3 separate regions of the Mus musculus genome follow, and all the other regions are linked to region 1. A link is a loop called in an ENCODE intact Hi-C map of the cell type or tissue named here. Cell type or tissue: left cerebral cortex. All regions are shown on one strand. Region 1 overlaps Dhrs7c (dehydrogenase/reductase (SDR family) member 7C). Region 2 holds the start of Cfap52 (cilia and flagella associated protein 52). Region 3 overlaps Usp43 (ubiquitin specific peptidase 43).

The links. Peaks named below come from ENCODE experiments on the same cell type or tissue, not always from the same donor. Only the 100,000 strongest peaks of a DNase experiment are listed, where the experiment ranks them.
Region 2: a loop joins it to region 1, with 3 times the contacts of the local background. A loop is called at or near these places in 3 of 42 quality-filtered maps.
Region 3: a loop joins it to region 1, with 7 times the contacts of the local background. A loop is called at or near these places in 7 of 42 quality-filtered maps.

Annotation. Positions count from the first base shown.
Region 1 is chr11:67,815,356-67,823,355 of GRCm38, forward strand. Dhrs7c (dehydrogenase/reductase (SDR family) member 7C) reads left to right here. Exons shown (of 7, transcript NM_001013013.2): 7 at 390-647. The coding sequence ends at 598. Gm40032 (a long non-coding RNA gene) reads right to left here. Exons shown (of 3, transcript XR_879959.2): 3 at 2,527-2,620. Among named protein-coding and RNA genes, the nearest start is that of Dhrs7c, 21 kb to the left of the region's middle. In left cerebral cortex, CTCF peaks have their summits at 4,328 (motif pointing right) and 5,026 (motif pointing right); DNase peaks (open chromatin) are centred at 4,346, 5,029 and 6,392.
Region 2 is chr11:67,959,555-67,967,554 of GRCm38, forward strand. It overlaps Cfap52 (cilia and flagella associated protein 52), which reads right to left and starts at 6,088. Exons shown (of 14, transcript NM_027963.2): 1 at 5,968-6,088. The coding sequence starts at 6,037. It overlaps Stx8 (syntaxin 8), which reads left to right and starts at 6,904. Exons shown (of 8, transcript NM_018768.3): 1 at 6,904-6,963. The coding sequence starts at 6,947. In left cerebral cortex, CTCF peaks have their summits at 3,534 (motif pointing left) and 4,748 (motif pointing left); DNase peaks (open chromatin) are centred at 6,105 and 6,883; H3K4me3 peaks cover 1,848 bases; H3K27ac peaks cover 803 bases.
Region 3 is chr11:67,884,538-67,892,537 of GRCm38, forward strand. It overlaps Usp43 (ubiquitin specific peptidase 43), which reads right to left. Exons shown (of 15, transcript NM_173754.4): 7 at 6,813-6,948; 8 at 3,213-3,324. Among named protein-coding and RNA genes, the nearest start is that of Usp43, 34 kb to the right of the region's middle. In left cerebral cortex, CTCF peaks have their summits at 1,599 (motif pointing left) and 7,196; DNase peaks (open chromatin) are centred at 1,998, 3,545, 3,622 and 4,196; H3K27ac peaks cover 1,297 bases.

The sequences.
Region 1 (8,000 bases):
GCCCACAGAGAAGGCTAATTATTCTAGAGTACTCTAATGAACGAGGCTGCTCCTTACCCAAAGCTTGAGGTCTGCATTAAGACACCAAAATAACTGGGCTGGAGGACAGAGCAAGGAATGCCAGCGGGTCTGGGCAAGCGCAGCTTCGCCAGCACAAATGACAGGCCTTCCTTTGCTTCCTTGTTGCCCTACCCTGTCCCCATCCCTGTCACTGTGAAGGTACCGAGGAGTAAAGGAGGCAGCAGACCAAGCAGCAACAGTTGCGGGGTGAAGTGTCACCCCCAGGGTTGAGACCAGAGGTTGGCAGACTGTTGGTTCACCTAATGCTAAATATGCATGCAAGCGTCTTTGTAGTCAGGGGATTTGAACGTCATGGCCTGTGTTTCCAGTCTTCTGCAGGAAGCTAGCCTATGGCGTGCACCCGGTGGAGGTGGCTGAGGAAGTGATGCGCACAGTACGGAGGAAGAAGCAAGAGGTGTTCATGGCCAACCCGGTCCCCAAGGCTGCCGTGTTCATCCGCACCTTCTTCCCTGAGTTCTTCTTCGCTGTGGTGGCCTGTGGGGTGAAGGAGAAGCTCAATGTCCCAGAAGAGGGTTAACCTCGTGGCCAAAGGGGTCACTCAAGGGGAATAAAGGCTTTCCTAGAGAGTGCTGGCTCGTCTGTCCTCTCCCTCCAGTGAGATCCCTTTTAAGTCATAGGCCCTAACCTGCTAGATCTCCTGCTCTGAACCTCCCACTGAGGGTGGAGGACCCACCCCAGAGTTGAGGGGTGAGGGTGGGGAGGGAGTGTGAAGCGTGCTTCCAGAATCTTCTCTGCATTGTTGGATGACAAGTGATCAAGTGTGCAGAAGCCATAATACATCAAGCCCTCACATTATCTAAGCATGCCACGGCCTCTGGTCTGCCCAGAAAACCACCCCATTGCTTACAGAGGGATAGGCCAAGTCAGCCTCCAACAGCCAGAGGGCACTGGGCAAACTTTAGGGCTGCATTTCTCAGTCTAACTTCCTATAAGATGGAAATAACCTTTGAACTGTACCAGCCAATAGAGCAGGCACCAGTCATGTGTTAGAAATTGAATTTTATGGGGGTGGGTGGGTAAGGGGGACTTTTGGTATAGCATTGGAAATGTAAATGAGCTAAATACCTAATAAAAAATGGAAAAAAAAAAAAAAAGAAATTGAATTTTAAATTTTAATCAAGAATAATTTAGACATTAATATTATTTAAGCATATTATAGAAACGGTCATATACTGACTATTATTGCCAATCATGTTAACATTTTATATGTTACATAAATATATCACATAACACATAAATATATAAAGCTAAATTATGCCCATAATAATGATTAATGTTAATATAATTATTGATGTTAGTATTCAATATGGTATATTATATGATATAATATATTATATATACGCATTACACATATATGTACATATATTGTGAACACATATATAATAATATGTTTATGTTATACATAATGCTAATTATAATGTACTTCTTATTAAGATTAACTAACAACACCCTTCATTGGAAGCACAGTTCAGCCCTTCCCCAGTTGGGATGCAGGCACAAACGGCCAGTTTCTTCGATCCTCTGTGGCTGCTAAGATCCTCAATCCTAGGCATCTTCTAAAGTATCACCCTCGCTTTGCTTATAGAGACGGTAAATGATTCTTAGACTCTTGGGAAATATGGGCACATGGTTTTGTACTAATATTGTAACCACAGATTCAAGCTTTCTAATGTTTATAGATAAAAGACCACGATGCTATATTCCCAAACCTGTCACTTACAAAATTAGCATATAGACATCTGTATACATACATGTATGTAAATTGTCACTGAAAAGTAAAATCAAGGGCTAAGGAGATGGCTCAGGGACTAAGAGCACTGGCTGTTCTTCCAGAGGACTGGAGTTCAATTCCCAACACTCACAACCATCCACAACTCCAGTTCCAGGGGACCCAATAAACTCATTGGTCTTCTACAGGCACCAGAAAGTATACATACATGTACACAGGCAAAACACCCTGTACTGGCTGGTTTTGTATGTCAACTTGACACTGGCTGGAGTTATCACAGAGAAAGGAGCTTCAGTTGGGGAAATGCCTCCGTGAGATCCAGCTGTGGGGCATTTTCTCAATTAGTGATCAAGGGGGGAGGGCCCCTTGTGGGTGGGACCATCTCTGGGCTGGTAGTCTTGGGTTCTATAAGAAAGCAAGCTGAGCAAGCCAGGGGAAGCAAGCCAGTAAAGAACATCCCTCCATGGCCTCTGCATCATCTCCTGCTTCCTGACCTGCTTGAGTTCTAGTCCTGACTTCCTTGGTGATGAACAGCAGTATGGAAGTGTAAGCCGAAAGAAACCCTTTCCTCCCCAACTCGCTTCTTGGTCATGATGTTTTGTCCAGGAATAGAAACCCTGACTAAGACTCACTCATACACAGAAAATAAAATAAATCTTTTAAAAAGTAAAAAATGTGGGATAGAGAGAGAGAGTCAAGAATGCTTACCACTCTTGCAAAGGACTTGATTCCCAGGACTCATGCTGGGCAGCTCACAAGAGCCTGTAACTCCAGCTCTGTAGGGTCTGACTCCTCTGGCTCTACAGGCACCTGCACTCACATACACATACCAACATGCAGACAGGAATAGCCACATAATAAAATAAAATTAAAATAGGTCTTTAAAAAGCAATAAGCTATCTAACCTTTTGTGATCACCCAGGAGTCCCAAAACCTGGGATGGTCAAGTCCTCCAGCCTCACAGAAGGGATAATGTGGGGTTTGAATTTAGGAACGTATCAGCAAGTTAACTTTATTTTTGTGGGTTTGATTGTCAAAAGCACTGTGGGAGGTTGGGGAGAGGCCACAGCAGTGGCAGTCAGAATATGAGTGTGGCAGCATGAGGACAGGGAGGATCAGAGACAGAGATAGAGACAGAGACAGAGACAGAGACAGAGACAGAGACAGAGCCTCGGGGCCTATTCAGAGCTTGGCCAGAGTCCCTACCTGTTCCCTTACAGGCTCTGCTTTGTAAACTCCAGGCCAACAGTGTGTTATTATGGCAAGAGAGTCCCAACAGACGATGCTGTCACCTGATCAAATCGAATCAAAGTGAGGAGCAGTGAAGGACGGAGAAAGGAGGTACTACAAGGTGGTTGTGGTATGAAGAACAGAACAATGGTTGGTAAACCCACATCCATCTAGCTTTAGGATATCGATGTGCGCTTTAGATTTAAACTGAGGGTGAGTGAAGCAGAAGGGCAGAGGTTTGCATAACTAAAGAGTCCTGGCTAGGTGTGTCTGGTTGATCATTGTATCTGTTCTGTTTCTGGGGGGGGGGGCGGGTGAAAGAAGCCTTTCTTGCTTAAGGGGACATGCCAGCTCCCATAAAGTTCCTGCTTGAGGGTAATCTCATGATAAGGTGTCTTACCCATAAGGCTCTACTCTTCCTGTGATCCATGGTGACTTGCAAGTTTGGCCAATGTTGAGAGAGACCTGTGAATACCATTTAGGGTCTGGAATAGGACATTATGAGAGCTGACTGCTGGGTAAACTAACATCTGTGCCTTCTGTCTTGAAGAGGGGTGAGACTGGTTAGGTGTCACCAGTTTTTATATGGACATTCCTTGAGGGACTGACATGCCTGCACACTGAGTTAACCCGAAGTCTGACCCGAAGTTTTCAAACAAAGGAGATGGATGTGAAAGCAAGGCATAGATGCCAGGTGTCTGTCCTGCTTTTGTTATCTTGCAAGCCTGAGTGAGGAGTCAACTAGGACCTGCTGTAATGGGGACAAAGGCCCAGCCTTTGGGTGACTGAGGAAGGAAAGGCTGTCACTAGAAGCATGCATGTGGTCACTGAGGGTTGCATTCTGGCAAAGCAAGGACTCTGGAGTAGGGAAAGGCCACTAGGATTCCACTAAAACAAGCCAGGGAGATCAGCTCTAAGGAAAAAGGACCCTTCTGTGTATGTGAGTTTGCTCTACCATCCCCTGCTAGCTGGCCAAGGGTTTTCTTAAATTGAGGGATCCCAGAGCCTTGGGGGGGGGGGTGGACCTAATAGAAATGATAGGTGGATATCCCAAGCAACCCATAAGTCAAATTTGCCGTCTCCCTCAGGATGCAACGTGTGGCTCTGGGATGTCACTCTGCCACCCTGCCATGGTGGGGCATCTCACTAGCATAGTAAATGAAAGTCTCCAACCTTTATATTGATACACAGAATGAAACAAATAAATGAAATGTTAACAAGGTAGAAACAAAGAGGGGGGGGTGGAAACAGATATGCTATGCAATAAGAGTGGTGACCACCAAGTGGCACTGTTGCTCCAAACACATTTTGCCAACACCTTCCTAGAAATTCCACAAAGCAGCAAGAGTCCATGCACCGTATTCACAATGTCTTGTACAATCGTAAGAAGGATCCCATGAAGGTCTCCTCTCTGCTAGGCTCCCTGGAAAGACTTGCATTCCGTGTCACAGATGGGAAAAGTGAGGGTGTCCATGCTCTGCTGCCTGCTGCTGCTGCTGCTGCTGTGCTGCTCAGGGGAAAACGAGGGTGGCCTGGAGTGACTTAACCCCGAGGACACAGAGTGACTGGATGGTATAAAGGACCTAGGTAGCAGTAGCTGTCCCAGATCCCAGACTGGTTATTCTAAGACGCAGAAGAGATTAAAACACCTCTCAGCTCCATGCTGTGAAAGACAAAGGTGATTAGTTTCTTGTCTTTGCTTCCTGCCCCAAAATTGAAAAGAAAAAAAATCTTTTAAAGTGGACTAAGTAGAAAAGCATAAAGAAACAGATAAATCTATCACAATTCCCAACCATTTTTAGCACATGTGCCCTTCCCTGGGAAGATTAGAACCCTCACTGAGGCACCACCTAAACCCCCAGGTTCCTGCTCCAGGACAGGGCTGTGAGGGGACCTCACAAATTCACGATGGCCAGGCTCAAACAGTCGCTATTTGCCTTACCAGATCCTTTGTTGGCTGCATCTCAGTGTCCCCAGGAGATGGCAGCAGTGGGCTCCCCTGGCTATTGACTATTGATGGGGCTCTGCCTCTGGAGATTGCCTGGCAGGAGAAAATGAGGCCAGGGCTCTTAACTTCCTCAGACTTCCATCGGGTTGCTGTGGTTGCCTGGACAGGTGGGCAGCAGATGTACCCTTAGGCTATACTATGGCTAGACAACTCCTCCCCTCATCCCTGGAGTTCAGGGAGGTTAACGGGTCTTGCTGTTGTTAACCCCAAGGGTGTTTCATAGCCCCTTGCCGGTTTCTGTTAACTCTAGCCACACTGCTTGACTAGTTTCTGCCTTATAATTTCCTAGGTTACCTCATTGCCTCAGAAACAGACCTCTGGCAATGTCTATGAGGATGTCTCTAGAGACTCTAGGGAAGACCCACCCTGAATATGAGTAGCACCATTCCATGGGCTAGGGTCCCAGAAGGGGAGAGTGAGCAGAGCACCAGCAGTCTCCTCTCTGTCCCCACAGCATGGTGAGCCAGATCTGCATAGGAGGAGGGGCTCCCAGGACGTCAGCACCAGCAAAGTGTATAATGCCCAGTCAAGGCTGCCCACTGCCAGCTCTGCCTGGGACTACAGTCAAGATGGTCTTTAACTCAGGATCTCTCACAGGAGTGAATCAAAGGTTGTTGAAGATATACCATGAGCCAATCTGAGTAGACCTTGGGCCATCCTGGTTGTCCATGGCTTCTTGCAGTCACTGTCATTCTGCATGCTGAGACAACTGTGTGAATGCTTAGGAAGTCAATTGTGACTTGGGCAGAGGGAGGGACATGACAGGCAGCAAGAACCCAACCTAGACATTTATTTCCTCAAGTAACTCAAAAGTTTTGTTTTGGGGCTGGAGAGATGGCTCAGTGTTTAAGAGCACTGGCTGTTGTTCCAGAGGTCCTAAGTTCAATTCCTAGAAACTACATGGTGGCTCACAACCATCTGTAACGGGATCTGATACCCTCTTCTGGTGTGTCTGAAGACAGCTACAATTTACTCATGTACATAAAATAAATAAATATTTTTTTAGGAAAGTTTTATTTTAAGCATTTAGATTTAGTGTATCAAATATCCCTCTACCCCACTATCACCCAGGTGGCATGCTTCATTGCCACCCTCGTCCCGTTGTTGGGATAAGAGGACAGCAGTGGCACCAGGGCTATTATGTCCTATCTGCTTAGAAGTAGGGTTGGTCAGCCATCTGATGGCTAATGGCTTAAGCCTGGTCCACATGCCATCTGTAGGCCAGGAGTTACGGGACAGCACTGTCTAAACAGGAACAGAGCAGTGTAGCATCCTTCCCCCAGAGCAAGCCATCTCCTACACTAGCCACACTCTCAGCTTCAGCAATGGCAGATGGCTCGCATGCATGCCAAGAGCATTCAAACTCACTTCGCCAGCCTCACACCGTTGTTGTATCTCTTCAGCCTTTGCAGCCAGAATTGCAAGAGAGGCTACGTGCCTGGAGGAATCCCTCTGCCAACAGGGGGGCAGATTGGCAGGCAGTGCCCCACCCTCTTATGCTTTGAAGACACATGCCCTATAACTACGATGCTTTCCTAAAGAAATGGATAGCTTTCGCCTTCCAGACACAGCAATTCTTTTTTATACATGTGTTGTTCCCTAGAGGAGCCAAAGAACGAGCACATAGGAAAGATTAAAGATTCATTTCCTGCCCGACTTGAATCTTCATCACCTCATGCAACGTTCTCAAGTCTCCAAATCACCTATTGGTTCTATTGTTACAAGAAACACACATACACACACTATGTGTATGTACATATATATCATCAAGGAGGGTAGGTAGCTTAGGCAAAGTTGTGTAGCTGATCAATTGAAAAGCCTGCTGAATGGAGATGACCAGATGGATCATTCAAGTTCCAAGAGCAATAATATATGCTAGAAGTGGTTGAGACTTCTAGTTGCAGTATCAGGCCAGCCATCCTTTTCCCAGTGTGTCTACAATAGTACTTGGGAAGCCATGGGGTGCAAAGGTAAGGAATGTCCCTTAGGAAGCTATGGCTGAGAGTCTCTTTGACTAGCCAGTGATCTATAGACATAAAGGAGGCCTTTCTAAAAGTTATCTTTTTACTTTTAAAAACTATTTTATTTTATGTGTTGGGGTGTTTTACCTGCATATATGTCTGTGCACCATGAGCGTGCTTAGTGTCCACAGAGACCAGAAGGGACATTGGAGCTCCTGGAACTGGAGTTATAGACAATTTTGAGCTGCCATCTGGGTGCTGGGAATGTACCAGGGACCTCTGGAAGAGCAGCCATCTCTCCAGATAAAGGGGAACGTTTGATGCAGTTGAGGCTCTCACACATGCCAACTGCATTCCCTCTCACCTTGCCAGTACCCACTTTACTGCCTGGGACTCTCTCTAGAACAAGGAAGTTCTTTCTGCCATTGCAGGTATGGTCCAAAACTCTAAGTATTCATGTCCCTGGGAGACAAGCCAGGAATCTGTGGGCAGGGCCCCAACCTTTTACACCTCAGAGGCTTACTCTATAGTTTCTCATGGAGTCTGCAACAGGTTTGAGCACGGTTTAATAGCGCTCCTGATTGGCTTCTTTTCTTACTTCTCTCTCACTCTCAGGTGCCTGCTTGCTTCAGGCCACCATCCTGATAGCCACCACTTCTGGTCCTTGTCCCAAGCTCTGCCTTCAAGGAAACTCCAACTAAGACTAAAGATGTTTTGGATGGCAGCACCATCAAAGGTGGGTCAATAAAGATACTGGGGTATAATAGCAGAAAATTGGCTCAAACTCACTCATGGGAAAAAATGGAAATTTACTGAAAAAGAAAGATACACAAAGCACTGGATTCTTGGAGGGGAATCTTTCCAGGGTGCTTCCCGTTCTTGCTCTCTCACACAGTCCCTGTAGTCTCTTGGTAACCGCCTTCCTCTGTGTTTTAAGAGATTTATTTTGTCACATGGTTTCAGAAAATTCAGGACACTGTGGTGGTAGGAC
Region 2 (8,000 bases), 140 kb after region 1:
TCTGGTGTGTGGTGGTTTGGTTTAGAATGACTCCCATAAGCCGGGCAGTGGTGGCACACACCTGTAATCCCAGCACTTGGGAGGCAGAGGCAGGTGGATTTCTGAGTTCGAGGCCACCCTGGTCTACAGAGTGAGTTCCAGGACAGCCAGGGCTACACAGAGAAACCCTGTCTTGAAAAACAAACAAAAAAATGACTCCCATAGGCTCAGATTTGAGTGCTTGGTTCCCAGTTGGTGGAACTGTTTAGGAAGGATCAGAAGGTGTGGCCTCGATGAGGGCAGGGGTGGGATGTTACTGGGTGGGGTTCAAGGTTTCCAAATCTAACGCCAGGCACAGTCTCTTTCTCTCTCTGCCTACTGCCTGTGGATAAGATAGAAGCCCTCAGCTACTGCAAAATTGTCATGCCAGCCTGCCTCCTGCCATTGTTCCCACCATGCTGGTCATGGACTCACCTTCTGAAGCTATGCCAGTTAAATAAATGCTTTCTTTTATAAGTTGCCTTGGTCAAGGTTGTTTGGTTTTGGACTGGGGCCTTGGGACTGAGGTGCATATTTTATATATCAAAGCAGACCTGGCTTCCAGGTTCTCCCAGCATCCTTCAGTCCCTGGCTGGCTGGCATACCCTGCCCCCAACCTTGAGCTTTCCAGCCTAGGGGTTGGGCTGTTCATCCCCCAGAGGCTCCTCTCCCTATAATCCAGACATTTTGATCTTCCCTCTCTTGCTTCCCCTTCTCCTTCCCTCTCTCTGTGAGCAACCTTTCTCTCTTTCTTTCCCTTCTCACCCTCCCCACGGTGACTCCCCTGGCCTCAATCCTTGAGGGCCAGTGAACTTGCCCAAGAGCAGCTTCCCAATAAACCTGCCTTTAATATATTCTAATCTGGCTTGAAGTGGCTCATTTTGCCAGCAGAGAAATAACTTAGCAATGGTGTCTCTTCATGGCACTAGAATCTAAGGCAGAAGTTAGTATCAGAGAGTATGACATTGCTGTAGCAGGCCTGTTCCTGCTTCTTGTTAGTGGAATGTGGATTTGGGGACTTTGACTTAGGGCAGAGGATGAATTGCTCTAAGTAGGCTGAATGGGCCATCCTAGGAGGAGCATGGAAGACAGTAGTGCTGAGTGCAGTGTGGACCATGGAGGCCCAGCTCAGGAGGCTTCAGAGGTGAGTAGTGTCAGCGAATGGACTAGAGACTATTTTTGTGATATTTTGGCAAAAGGACATTGCTTCATTTTTGCCCTTGTCCTAAGAATCTTCCCGAGGCTAAATTCACGATTTTTTGCCTTAATGTTAACGGACAGAGGAGATTGCAAGACAATTTAGGACTGACCGTGTCATGTGGCCACTCTTAGATCCCTAATGAAAAGGAGAAAGTGGGACAGAAAGAAATATAAGATGTACATTTGAGGAGAGAAAGAGCACCAGGGAGAGTAATGTTGGAGTCAAGTCTCATGCAGGATGATATAAGGAAGAGAGGGAGTAAGACCCTCAGGTAAAGCCTTACCCAGCTAATCTTGAAATTTGCCATAAGGAAAGCATCAACAAGTCAAGGCTTATGCAAATGGATGCAAGAAGGGAATCAGTTTTCTAACAGCTTTAGCCACCTGGTTCTGGCTTTGTTGGGATGAATACAGAAGTAAAGGGTTTTGGAATCTTCTGGCAGTCAAGGAAATCCCCCTGAGGCTTGGGATGTGGCAGGGGTGCCCTTACCTGGTGGCCTGGAGGGGCCACAGTGTGAGGCTAGCTGTGAAAGTGACGCCTGGATTGCATTGGAGACCCCAAGATGTTAGAGAGTCCAGAGCCATGGTTTGTCTACTGAGGAGAGCTGTAAACGGGGTGTGGACAGAGTCTTAAGAGAGAGAATCCTGTTGCGTCAACAAAGCTGGAAGGAGTTGGAGATCCTAAAAGCCATCTAAGCCAGCGGTTCTCAACCTATGGCTTGAGACACCTTGGGGGGAGGTGTGTCAAATGACCCTTTCACAGGGTCACTTAAGAACATGGGAAAACACAGATATTTACATTATAATTCATAACAGTAGAAAAATTATAAAGTAGCAACAAAACAATTTTATGGTTGGAGGTCCCTGCAATGGGAAGAACTGTATTAAAGGGTCACAGCATCAGGAAGGTTAGGAACCATTGAGTCCTTTGACAGCAAATATAGGTGTGCAGAAATTGGGGTTTGCCCTCCTGGTTTTTGGTCTCCCTTTGTTTTTTTTTCCTCACCATGCCACTCTTTGCTCCGTTTTGGAATGGAAATTTATATTCTGTGTTATCATATGTTGGTGTATGCAATTGGCTTTTGATTTTGCTGGGAGTTACAGTTAGGAGATTGCCTCGAGACCCAGAAGAGACTTCGGACTTTTAAACAGTATTGAGACTGTGAACGACTAGGGGGACTTTGGCAGTTCCATGAGATGCATCTACATTATGATATGGCTGCCAAGCCTATTGGGGCTAAAGAGTGGAATGTGGTCCTTTGGATGGGAATAGCCTGCACAGGCTCGTAAGTTTGACTGCTTGGTCCCTAGTTAGTGGGACAGTGTGAGAACATTTAGGAGGTTGGCCTTGTTGAAGATGTGTCACTACAGGTTGGTAGTGAGGTTCAAAAGCCCACACCAGGAACAGCCTCTTCTCTCTCTCTCTCTCTCTCTCTCTCTCTCTCTCTCTCTCTCTCTCTCTCACTACTGCCTGTGGATAAGATACACATTTTCAGCTTCAGGGCTCACCCTCTGACACTGTAAGCAAGTCCCCAGTTAAATGCATTCTTATATAAGTTGCCTTGTTCACGGTATCTCTTCACAGCAATAGAAAAGTGTCTTAGACAGGTGTGCATGTCTTTAGTTATAGTTAAGATTCTTAGCTGCAAACAAAAAGAGTCAACTCTGGCTCAATATAGCAGACAAATAAGTTCAAGAAAGGAACACAGCATTGATAGGAAGTGTAGAAAATCTACTTGAAAAGTGGGCAGTGGTAATGAGAAAGCCAGGCCACGTGACACAGGACCCAGGCTTCCATGATCCTGATGCCTGGGAGACTCACAGTGCAACAGTGCTTCACTCCCTCAAGAGGAGAAGTGGTATGTGTGTGCACGTGTGCATGTGTGTGTGTGTGTGTGTGTGTGTTGTGTAGGCCTGAGGATAATGTTGGATTTTTTTTCTATGGCCCTTCACCTTATATTTTGAGATAAGGCCTCTCAGACATAATGGTTGGTTAGGCTGATTCTGGGGTTCTGCCTGTCTCCTTCCCAGGCCCTCCAGTCCTGGGGTTACATGCCACCATGCCCAGCTTTTCACATGACTGCCGAAGACCCAAACTCAGGGTCTTCATGGTGGCACCATAACCACTTTATTGATGAAGCCAACACTCTTTCCTAAAGGTGGTGTAATTGATTCTTCTAGAAATTGCAGATGAAAAATGCCTTATTTTCAGGCTGGTGAGGTGGCTCAGCAGTTAAGAGCGCTGACTGCTCTTCCAAAGGTCCTAAATTCAGTTCCCAGCAACCACATGGTGGCTCACCCGTACTGAGATCTGATGCCCTCTTCTGGTTCATCTGAAGATAGCTACAGTGTACTTACATATAATAATAATAATAAATAAATAATAAATAAAAAATAAATAAGTCTTTTAAAAAAAGAAAATGCCTTACTTTTATCTTCTTATGTTTATATATATATATATATATATAAATATGTATATATATATATATATGGCCTTTGCTTATTTGAGAAATAAAAAGTGATGTCACTGTTTTAATAACACTTTTAGGCTTTTAACGGATAGACATTTATATTTATGATTACTAACATTGTTATTATTGCCATTATGTTTTTCAGGAGCTTAGCTCTTTCTACAGAGCCAGAAAAACAAACCATATGGTTTATTTTAGACTCTGAGCCATACGGCCGGTGTTGCAGTCAGTCATCTCTGCTAGTGTAGTGTGAAAATAGCCATAGACTGCACCAATACAAAGGACATGGCTGAATTCCAATGGAACTTTATTTACAAAACACACAGTGGGACCAATCTGGCCTGCAGATCCCTGACCGATCTGTTGTTGTTGCTTTTTTAACTTATAAGAGCTCTAGATATAATGGAAAAATCGGTTGAATGTGACCAGACTCTCAATAGCAACAGCCTGATGTTTCCATATCTGACACAATTATATTCTGTTTGTTTACTTGATAAGCTCACATCAGAGTACAATACCTGGTACAGTTACATATATGCATCACCGTTTTCAAATTCAAGTTTAATAACACAACTGTTACTATGAGTTCTAATTTTGCATTCAACTTCTCAACTTTTTTTTTTTTTTTTTTTTTTTTTTTTTTTTTTTTTTTTTGCTTTGGCCATCCTAGAACTCAGTACTCAGTATGTAGATTAGGTTGGCCTAGCATATGATTAATTTCATGTGAACTCTAAACTCTGACCTCAAAGTCTAGTCCCCGCCCCCGCCTCCTCCCCCTTCCTGGATCTTCACTCTCCATTTCTCAGCCCCCCCCCTTTTCTGGCCATTTGCAATGATCTGCACCCCAATCCTTAGCCTCTGGTTAAAGACTATTTAAATTCAAAAAGAGTCTTTTCACAATAAAAAAAATCAGTCTTTTCTTGGCTTCTTTCAATAAATAACTTTTTCCCACGGGCTCGGGAGAAGTCTAGGCAAGAGTGTACACAACTCTTGCAGAGGACCTGACCTCACTTCCTAGGACATACCACCTGTAACTTCACTGCCACCAGATCTGGCGCCCTCTCCTGGTCTTCACGAGCACCTGCACTTACATGTCCATTCCTCCACCCCATACACATAATTAAAAATAAAACAAGGAGCCCGAGAGTTGGCTCAGCAGTTAAGAACCCTGGCTTCTTTCCCAATGGACCCAGCTTTCATTCCTAGCACTCACATGGGACTCACGTCTGTCTGTAACTCTAGTCCTGGGGGATCTGATGCTCTTTTCCGGCCTCCTTGGGCACTGGTTCACAGATATGCGCTCTGAGCAAAACACCCACGCAGGTTTTTTTGTTTGTTTGTTTTTTTTTTTAAGCAACCCTTTTCCCAAACTTTGATACACTTTAAGATTCTTTCCTTACTGTGTTAGCAAAAATTCAGTTACAGGCTAGAGAGATGCCTCCGTGGTTAAGAGCATGGGCTGTTCCTCCGAAGGACCAGGGTTCAATCTCAGCATCCATATGGCAGGGCAAAATACTAATGCACATAAAGTAAATTACTTAAAAAAAAATCAATCACAGATCTTGTGTGTCTTTGCACTGACCGGCTCACCAGAATATTTTTTTGCAGTTCTCCAGGGATCACTTCTTATCGGTAATATTTGTCCATCTCTACAGACAGTGTTGGCTCAGATACAGAAAACGCTGGCTTTCAATTAAAGCAGCACAGAGCAACGAAGACTCAAGAGTTAATGCCAGGAGCGCTTAAACCTTTATTTACTCTGTAATCGTTCCGCACCGCATCCTTTCAACGGTAAAGCTTTCAGGCACTACATTCGTTTTAAAAAATCAATTTTCCCCCTAAAATTTAACTCCTTGCCTTTTCGCTACACGCCAAACACGACCCCCAATCACAGCATTTCTCTCTCAATATTTACCACGACAGTCACAAATAAAGTGTGAGCACCACAAGAAGGCCCCTCCAGAATTAAAAAGGTTTCTCCCTTAATGTCCTACTTCCCTTCTATCCTGGTCTTAAACCTTTGAGTTCTTACTTTGGGAAAGACCCTTATTCATACTCCTACCGAGTTAGGCTCATTTGGTCTCTGGAGGAGCTTTATCTGAGCTCTTACACCCATGCCAGTTCCTGAGGCTCAGGAATGAGGCCCAGATCTGCCACCATCCTGGGGCGGGTGGTGCCTGGCCACACTCTTGCCGCTATTCCCACTGCCTCTCAGGCGCTACCAGGTCAGCGTCTCACTGTCCCTGAGGCATCAAATCATGGTTGCTCAAGGTCTCACCATTGAAGCCGATCACAGCCTGAAGCTCCAGTTCTGCTACATCCAGCTCGGGTAAAACTTGTTCTTCCATCCTGGAGAGTTTCAGCTCATTGATTCTTCAACTCCAGGGTGCAGCGTCTCCTGGTCGTCATGGTAACTGGCGCACGCATGCGTGCTAGGTTCATGCAGGAGCAGAAACCCAGCCCACTGTGTTTGAGTTGATTTCCCCTCTTGCAAATGTTGGGAGGACTTCCTTAGTATGTATTTTATCCATTCTGGAAATGTAGGTGGTAGGTTGACGCTAAGTGCACAAGGTAAATTTCCTCCTCTCCCGTGTACAGGTCTGTGACTTTTTAAAAACTATACAATTAAGCCCCTCGTGATGATTATTAAAAATAATTGAACACAGAATAATTGAGCACAGAGAATTGCCTATGATGAATAGGTTGCTATAAAAAACATGGCATTGATACTTCTTTTTAAAAGAAAAATTTAAAAAAATCACTAAAAACGTTTTAGTACAGTATGCAACTATTTTTATGTATGTATGTATGTATGTATGTATTCATGCATGTATGGTACATATGTTGCCTGTATGTATATTTCCTGCCTCAGCCATCCAAGTGCTGGAATTCCAGGCTTGAGTTATCACACCCAGCTTGTCTTGCTGTTTTGAATTAAGAAGAAAAATACAGAGAGCCGGGGTTGACGCGTTTCCATTCCCTGGGAAAATGTTTTGATTCTGCTCAACAATTTAACTATTTTTCTTGCGTCCAGCAATTCATGTGAATTAACAAAAATAGATTCTTGCTACCCACTCCCTTAGGGGTGCGCTCTGGGTAGCGGGGACGTCGTTCTGAGGTCAATTAAAACAGGTTTCACTTTGCAAACTCTGGGCTCGGGTCGCGCACTCTCCGAACTGCGGGGAATGAGCCGCACGGGCCGCCGTAGTCAGCTGCTACGAGCAGGAAGTGTCCCAGCTGCGGGCGGAGACTGCACCATGGCCCCGGACCCCTGGTGAGTTGCCGGTGATGGCAGCAGAGTATGGGGATTAACTTGGGGGTGGAACTGGCTTCCAGGGACTGGCAGAGACCCTGCCCATCTTTGAGCTTGAGGCTGGCGGCCTTAGGGATGAAGATCAGCGAGAATCCTCCCCCTGTTGAGGGGACTCAGCCACGTACTGCCTACTCGGTGCTAACTCTGTGGTCCTAGGGTAGGCTATGACCTGGGGGAGCTGGGACTTGAGCAATCGAATATTTGCCCCCCTTTTCTGGGGCTTCTTGCCCATCATGCTTGTGGCTGACTGCATGCATAGACTTCCCCAGGCTCCTGTAAAAGTGAGGTCAAAATAACCTTTTGGTGGGGTATCCCTTCACCCAGTAATCCCCAGAAAGGTTATAAACTGAAGTTCACACTCCATGGTCACCAGTTAGTAGCTAGTTGGGCACGGGTGCTATGGGCTTTTCACAGAAAACTTGTAGGACATTGGGAGGGGAAATTTTGCACTTTTCCTGCATCAGTAGCATGAAGACTTATGTCAGCACGAAGTAGGAAGTGCCTGATAAGGTCCATTTATTCAGCAAAGAGACCCCAAGGAGAGAATGATGAAAAACATCTTTGTACAAGGAACAAATTGCTATAAAGTCCTGACCTTCCTGATGAATAATTTATAACACTGCATTCCTATAAAGTTTGTGTTGGAGAATATGCCTTATGGTGGTGTTTCCGGTACAATTTGTAGTTGTTTGATGGCAGATAAATTTGAATATTAAGAGAGTGGATCCCAAGGTCAGAATTAGAGTTATCTGGGATCTAGGCTATTTGGGCCAGTTGCTGAATTGTTTGTTGTTGGTTTGTTTTTCAGTGTCTCGGGGAGCCCAAGTTGATCTTGAATCCCTGACCCTTTTGCTTCAGTCTCCAAAATGGTGGCTCTGCTACCAAGCCCAGCCAAGTGCTGAATTTTGTCCTAAAGTTTTAACTATTGTATACACCCCTGGTAGAAAATTGAGAGACTGCTGAGTATCTGAAGGGAGTAAAAAGCACCCCTATCCCTC
Region 3 (8,000 bases), 69 kb after region 1:
GTAGTAATTCATCACCCTTTACCTTCAGCCCGAACTTCTAAGCTTGGGAGAGCTTTATCGCATGCAAGACCCTGAGGTCCATCCTATGCACACTAGGAGGGAGCTAGGGGGTGGAGGAAAATCTGGCATATGCTACAGGTCTAAGGGGCTAGCAGGAATGGAACAGGGTATTCTGTTATTCTGTTAAATGGAAATGGATACAGGGTTTTTGTGGGAGGATCATTTTAAAAATTGAGAGTACAGTAATCATTATACAGGATGGCAAACCCAATTAACATATACTTATGAATGGTTAAGTTATGTATTTTGCCAAAAAAAAATCAATGCAGTCTGCATTCAAATGAAGAAATAGAGTTTTTAAAGCTGTCACTCAAGAACTTGGCTACAATCAAAAAAATAAAATAACATTTCCTTCTAAATTAAAGTTGACGGCAGACATCTGTACTTAAAATCCTGGGCGAGAGGCATGAGAAATATGCCAGATTCCGTCTGGCAAGAAAAAAGGAGGAAAGCTTTATAATTCCAGGAAAGAGTAATGTCCAGCGCTTTGGAAGATCAAAGGTCCAAACCACGGTGAGACAACTGTGAGGGGGCTGCTGGGGCTGTGGCAGCTTCCATAAGCAAGGAGTAGCTAGAGACAAAGCTAGAGCCATGTATAAGGTCCTTCTGTTTTAATGAAATTTAATTATTTGTCTCCCTGCGTTTGTTTTCATTGAACACTTGATCCATACGGCAGCCTGTTAGGAGGTAGGGTCTTACGAGAGATGCTTAGGTTATTGGGGCATCCCTAAAGGAACTCCAAAACCCTAGTTCTCCAACTCTCCCATCATACCTGAGCTGTGATGGCTTTGTTCCCGTAGGGTTGTAGCATTAGGAGAGTTGAGAACTGGTCTAGACAGTGAAGTTCAGGGACTACCGTCAAAAGACCAAACACCTCATGTATCTACCAACGATAAATGTAGTGTGTGGCTAATCTATAGTTTTGACCAGACCAAATCAATGGCTGGAAGCCTGCTAACCTCAGAGGCTTTGGTTCAGATTGACCATACAAAGAAAGGTTTCCTTTGTCAGTCCTAACTGAGCCTTGCTGTTTGCACACAGAGGTCACCCTTAACACAGATCCCAAGATCTATATGGAGGCAGCCAACCCTGCGTAAAGAAATAGTGCTGATCTCACACACCCAAGTTTAAATAGTGACCATAAAAAAAATGTTCTTTCAGTAATGTCTTTTTTCCATAATTCATGCAAATTAATTCTCTCTAGCAAATGGCTCGTTTTTATAAGAAACCCTTTCCTGTCCTCTATTCTAGGGTAAGCCAATTCATCTTAGAACCTTCAGTGTATGCTCACGATGCTTAATCTCTTCAGCTCAGTTTTGAGAACTCTGGAGATTTTCTTTTCAAGTGACTGCCATGTGGAGCCAATCTTTAACACAGTATTAAAAGGATTAAAGCTGGGGGCTGGTGAGGTGGTTCAGTGATTAAGAACGCTTGCTGCCCTTGCATAGGAACCACAGTCTGTTCCCAGCACCTACATGAGACAGCTCACAACTGGCTGGAACTCCAGTTCCAGGGGCTCAGACTCCCTCTTCTGGCCTCCTCAGGTAGTGCACACATGTGGTGTACACAGCGGTAAGGAGGCACATATACATAAATAAAAAAGTAAAACAAAACAAAACAAACAAACAAAAACACCCCAACTTTTTAAAACCAGTATGAGTTAAGTAGGAGGGCTATCCTGAGAGCCTGGCAGCCATTCTGAGCACATGCCCAGCATCACATTCACCAACAAGAAAAAGGCTGCGGCTTCCTGTATTGGAATCCCGCTAACTGCACTGGGGGTCTGATTAGTTCTTGATGTTAAAAGACTGTAAGGACACAGAAGCAGTAAATGCACACAACAAGGAAAGGAACAGGAGCAGCCGAGGAAGGAAGAGGCAGCGGAAATGAGCGCTCACATGAAAGTGGTCTCATCCCCTTTTAACAGTCCGTAGCACACAGTCTGGGGACAGCTGCCACTGTTACTAAGGAGCCTGACCTACTTGTGGGGAAGCTCACTTCTAATTCAGGCTCCTCAGTGCAGTGAACAAATCCTTTAGACATAAAGGTCCGGACAAATGCAGTGAAGGTTTTAATAAGGTGCTTTTTGGTATGAACCCTAAGTCGAATGTATAGGGCTGTCTGTGAGTAGGAATAGCCATTGTGAGAGATTATCTCTATAAAACAGTTTGCTATAACCCCATTGAAAGGCTCTTTTTAAACAGTTTCTAAACCGAGAGACTACTGAGGCAACCTTACAGATCCCAGCCCCATCCATGCCAGAGCAGTTCTTGACACGGAAGCTGTAAATCGATGGTTTTATGCTTGCTGAAAGTCAGAGTTTTAAACCTCCTTTAAAACCTTTCCAGGACAAGACAAGAAGGCATTTTGTCCCTGAGCTTTTAAAGTCAGGTTCTCAAAACAAAATTATCATCCATCAATTTTCCACAGAAATTACATCTCAAGGGCTGGCAGCAATGGCTCAGTGGGCAAAGGCTCTTGCTGCCAAGCCTGGCAACCTGAGTTAAATACTTTCCACACTCACATGGTGGAAGAAGAGAACCAACTCCCCAAAGCAGTGCTCTGACCGCCACGTGTGCATCACGCACGAACATGCACAGAAACACACACAATAAGTGAATAAGTAAAAATGCATTTCAAACAAATTTAGAAAATAAAAACAAAAAATAAATTCCGTTTCAAGCCCGGGGTAGTAACTCATGCCTGTAACCTCAGAACTTGGGGAAGTTGAGGCAGGAGGACTGTCACAAGTTCAAGGCCAGCCTGGACTACAAAGTTAAGACCTTGTCTCAAGAGAGAAGGTTAGGGGAGGAGCAAAAGAGGGAAATTTTATCAAGCATCTTCAAGTTTTTACCTAGATGTCTAAACTACAATTTACTATGTGCCAGCCCCTAGTGAAAACAATGGCCAGCCATAAAGACATGAAATTGAGAATAATAACCCAAATGTTACTCTTTATTTCATTGGTCCTTATGAAAGGTGTCTCCTAATATCAGAGGTGAAAACACTACAAGCCACAAAAGAGTAACTGTTTGCACATAAGTGCCACATAAGTACGCACACACTGCACACAAGTACACATACACACAAACACATGCATGCACACACACATGCACACACACACACATGCACACACACACGTGCACACAGACCTGTGCAGAGACCTCACTCCTCATGAGGCATCGAACCTTGCTGAGAATACACTGTTGAAGCTGGGCCCAGGAGATTGTTCTATCTTCCCGAATCAAGAACGGTGGTCCAAACCTGGAAATCCAAGGAAATAAGTCATTTCTGCAGAGGAAAACCCAACAAGAGTCATGGATGTAGGATTCGCTCTGGTTCCTCTCCAGTGGATTAGAAAATTGTTAGGAGCCAAGTACAATATGGAGTTGCTGGTTGCTTATATATGTTACACACAAGCTGCAGTGCAGACTATTCTAAGAGATGAGCTTCCTTCCAGAGAACAGGGAAGAAGGGGATGTGGGAACAAGAGCAGGGCATCTAGATGACAACACTATCTGTGTCCTGTCTCAGAAATATTCTCATTACTGACAAGTTTTCCACATCCCAACCCACTGAATGTCCAGCTGTAGACTTGTCAGTGAGCACAGGATGTCCGTAGGAACCCCAGCTCTGTCACAGACACCCTCGCTGTGAGAAGATCTGACTCGATAATGCAAAACTGTTGAATCGATGTTGCTAAAGCTAGGCACAAACATGAAGGTCCCTATCTGGATAGGGAAGGGCCCTGTGCAGCCCCTGATGGACAGATCAGCTGATCAACCTAGTCCTGTGCTGTGCAGCACTCTGAGTTGCTTCCAGTTGGTTATTATTGGAACAATGCTGCTTATGGCAGGAACTACACATAGTCTTAGACACAGACCCTCCACTCTGTGGGACCACTTGTCCTCCTAGGATGGAGGTTCTATAAATAGAAAGGCAAAGCCAGTGCCACCCAAATGTCCTACAGAAAGCCGTGGCAGTTTACCAGGGAAGCAAGTATCTCTCTACTCAGGTCCCTGGATAAAGAGCCGGCTTTCTGTTTTATCATCTTGACAAGTAAGTTGCTTTGTTCTTGCTCAGAACGACTAGTGCAGATTTCCTTAGCAATCTGAAGAACTAAAATAGAATCTCCCTACTTCTGTTAGACTTTCCTCGCTGCCAAGGACACTGCATCTTTTACCCCATGTGTGTGCGTCTGTGGATTCCTCTTACCATGAGAGGTATTATCTCATCTGAGCAAGAGCTAGGTTTTCTGTAACTAAGGTGAATCCTTCAGTCTTACAAGACCTACATATTTTCCCTCATTTTCTTTTGCCTTTAAGTTTTTACATTTGGGGGTGAGGGGGTCACTGGCAAGATGGCTCAGCGGATAAGAGCACTGACTGCTCTTCTGAAGGTCCTGAGTTCAGATCCCAGCAACCACATGGTAGCTCACAAACACCCCTAATGAGACCTAATACCCTCTTCTGGTATATCTGGAGTCAGATACAGTATACTTATATATAATAATAAATAAATATTTGGGCCAGAGCAAGCAGGGACTGAGCGAGCAGGGCTGACCGGAGTGAGCAGAGGTCCTAAATATTCAATTGCCAACAACCACATGAAGGCTCACAACCATCTGTACAGCTACAGTGTACTACTCACATAAAAAAATAATAAAATAAATCTTTTCCTAAAAAGTTTTTACATTTGGTTTCAGTTTAAAATGTTAATTTTTTTGAAACATAAGCCTTCTCTTTCGTGGCCTCCTGTTTTATGTGTTATAAAAACAGCCTCTTCTACTCAAAGACATAAATAGTCTATGTTGGTTTTCTTTCTGTTTTGTCTGCTTTGTTGAGAAAGGGACTCACTCAGGGGAGTGCCAGCGTGCTCACCTACACTGCTTTCATGGTTAACTTTTCTGTGATTACTTTGTTAATTAATTGGGAATTTATATGTAAAAATTTACAGCAAAAGAAAAGATTGTTTTAAAATAAAAAGCAATTTGTTTAGCCTTAATTATTGGATAAAGCATCCATCCCCAAGACTATGAAATAAATTTCATTTTATCATATAATAAATACCTAAAGATACTTTGGCCTACTTGGTTCTGAGATTATTTTCATATACTTTTATCTACATCATAATATTTTAACAATTAAATTTTTATTGAGCTGTATATCACACTATACACCTATGATTCTAGGAGCTAAGTAGGAGGCTAAGGCAGGATTATGAATTTAGAGCCAGCCTGAGCTACATAGGGAGTTCAAGGCTAGTCTGGGCTACAGAGTAAGATCCTATTTCAAAAAAACATCAGCGGCAACAGCATTGTGGTTGTCACCATCTCTCCTTCCCCCTCCCCTGACATTCCTGGGTATTCCTACCACCTTACCATCCCAGATACCTCTTGGAACTGTTTTTATCAATCTAAGTACCTCTCAGAGGAATTCTCCTGTTTTTATTTTGTATTGTTATATAGGCTGAGCCTTGTACATACTAAGCACACACTACAGCACTGGGCCACACCAGAATTCTCTCTCTGTCTTTTAAAGTTTATTTTATTTTGTGAGTATGAATATTTTTGCCTAGATACATGATTGTGCATCACATGCATGCCTAGTGTCAGCATAGGACAAAACGAATCTCCTTGGAGTTACAGATGGTTGTGAGCCACCATGGGATATTAGGAGCCAAAGCAGGTTCTCCCGAAAAGCCACAAGGACCCTTAACCGTGAGCCGCCTCTCCAGCCCCAGACTCCTTTAAACATCTTGTTAGCATTTTAGCTGGCACATGATCCATATACACATTTACAGGGTCCATTGCAATGTTTCAATGCATGCACACACTGTAGAAGGATCAATCAGGGTCATATCTGTCAACCAAACAGTCACAATGTCCTTTAAGACACTTAATCTGACTATAATCAAAAGGTTGTCTGTTTTTGACTATTTATAATATAACCCAGTCACTCTCCTGAACTCTTTAATTAGTTTGAATCACGTTCCAGCTCATGTCTCCTGGACAAACTGTCAAACTACAAACAGTGCTGGGTTTTATTTCCTTTACCTCCACCCTTTTATTTCCCCCTAGTGACCTGTCTACCATGTAGCTCCTGCTGACCTGTAACTTGCTACGTAGCAGAGGCTGGCCTCACAATCCTCCTGCCTCAGCCTCCAGACTGACTGAGATTACAGGTGTGCACAGCCATGCTTCACTTCCCTCTTGTAGCCAGTTTTCCTGCACTGTATGGATGCTGCTAGCCTTCATGAGTCGATATAAAGTAGTAGTGGTGCGGACAGTCACAACCGCTCCTGCAATTAACGGGAAACCTCTGGTGTTTAATTAAGGATGGTGTCGCCATCTGCTTGAGGCAATTACAGCTAATCCTCTTGCTCAGAAGCACTCTGCTCTCATCTTCTACTTTATTAACAATGGGAATAGATACTTATTTTATTAAGTTAGAATTATTCTAGATAGAAACCAAGTATAGAGCCCAGTAGGGTGGTCTACTGTGTAATCCCAGCACTGGGGAGAAAGAGACAGGAAGATCAGGAGTCCTGAGGCAGTCTTGGTTACAAAGTGAATTTAAGGCCAACCTGGGCTATATGAGATGAAGAAAGAGAAGGGAGGCAGGGAAGGGGGCATTGAAGGAGGGAGGGAGGGAGGGAGGGAGGGAGGGAGGGAGGGAGGGAGGGAGACGGGTGGCAAGCACAGGTCTACAAATCCCACTTACCACATGAACACAGGGAGGAGATTCACATACCTGCTCGCCTGCTGCCCTGAGCCCACCAGGTTACAGAAGAGAAAGACCACCCTGTTCTCGCTGTGGAGAGGCCCAGAGAATCGCTGGCTGTCACGGACTGGCAAGCGCGGTGACACTGACAGACCAGACGGATGGGCTGGAGAAGAGAATGACACCAGAGCATCAAGTCACCACCGGGGGAAGGATACCTGGGACTTTGAGGGGAGAAGGTGGGGCTCCTGGCACCTGGCATACAAAATTCATATACATAGGAGTTTGTGGTTTTAGTCAGCCAATAATTTTAAAAGATGGGCCTGAGTTTGATTAGAAGATTTCAAAAGCAATCTAAAAGGCAACCTGAAATAACCTGCGTTGTTTTTATGTCTCCATCTAAGAGAACCTTAGAGCATCCCCTACTGGGGACAGAAGAGAGGGCCTCTACTTCTAATCAGTTCTGAAATACAGATTTTTTTTTCCTCAAGGAAAATATGCGTTACCCATGATTAAATTTGAAATGAAGACTTATTTCCCTGGGTTATAAGACGGTCAAGGTCAATCTGGGGTTTGTTCCAGATCACATGGCCTGCCTTTCTCCTGTTAACGCAGACAACATCATACATCTGCTTCCCACAGCTCACTGACTGGGCTACCTAAGGACATGGGCTCAGAGCACAGGATTCACCTGAGGTGTGACATGTCACCATCCACATCATCCAACCTACAATACCATGCTTTTTCCTACTATCCGGCCGACGATGAATCAACTTTCATTTGTAAATTAGGTACAGTGGGAGAATAGTAACGAAACGTAATAAAATAGAATGGGAACAAGTTACCATCATCAAGGTTATTTAATATCCACCAGTTGTGGGCCTAGGGCATAGGTGGAGCAACTGCCTGAGGAGCCTGTGTAAGTCTCTGACTTTGATCCAGAGTACCACAAAACAGAGATACACATTAGCAATGGGTACTTCTGAAACCTTTCATTTCATGTGTTCAGAGTACAGGGGGTGTAGGAAACAAACTCCAAAAGGGGAATCTGGAAGGAAGTGGGGGCTGCTGCATGCTGCAATGGGGCCTTTAAACACGGCCTTCTAAACTGGCTGACTGTGCTAAAATGTACACTGATACACAATGAAAATTAGCTTTTTTGAAAAAAGACCACTTTTACCTGCCAGAGATTAATATCTCTTAAGCTCTTTGCCTGTC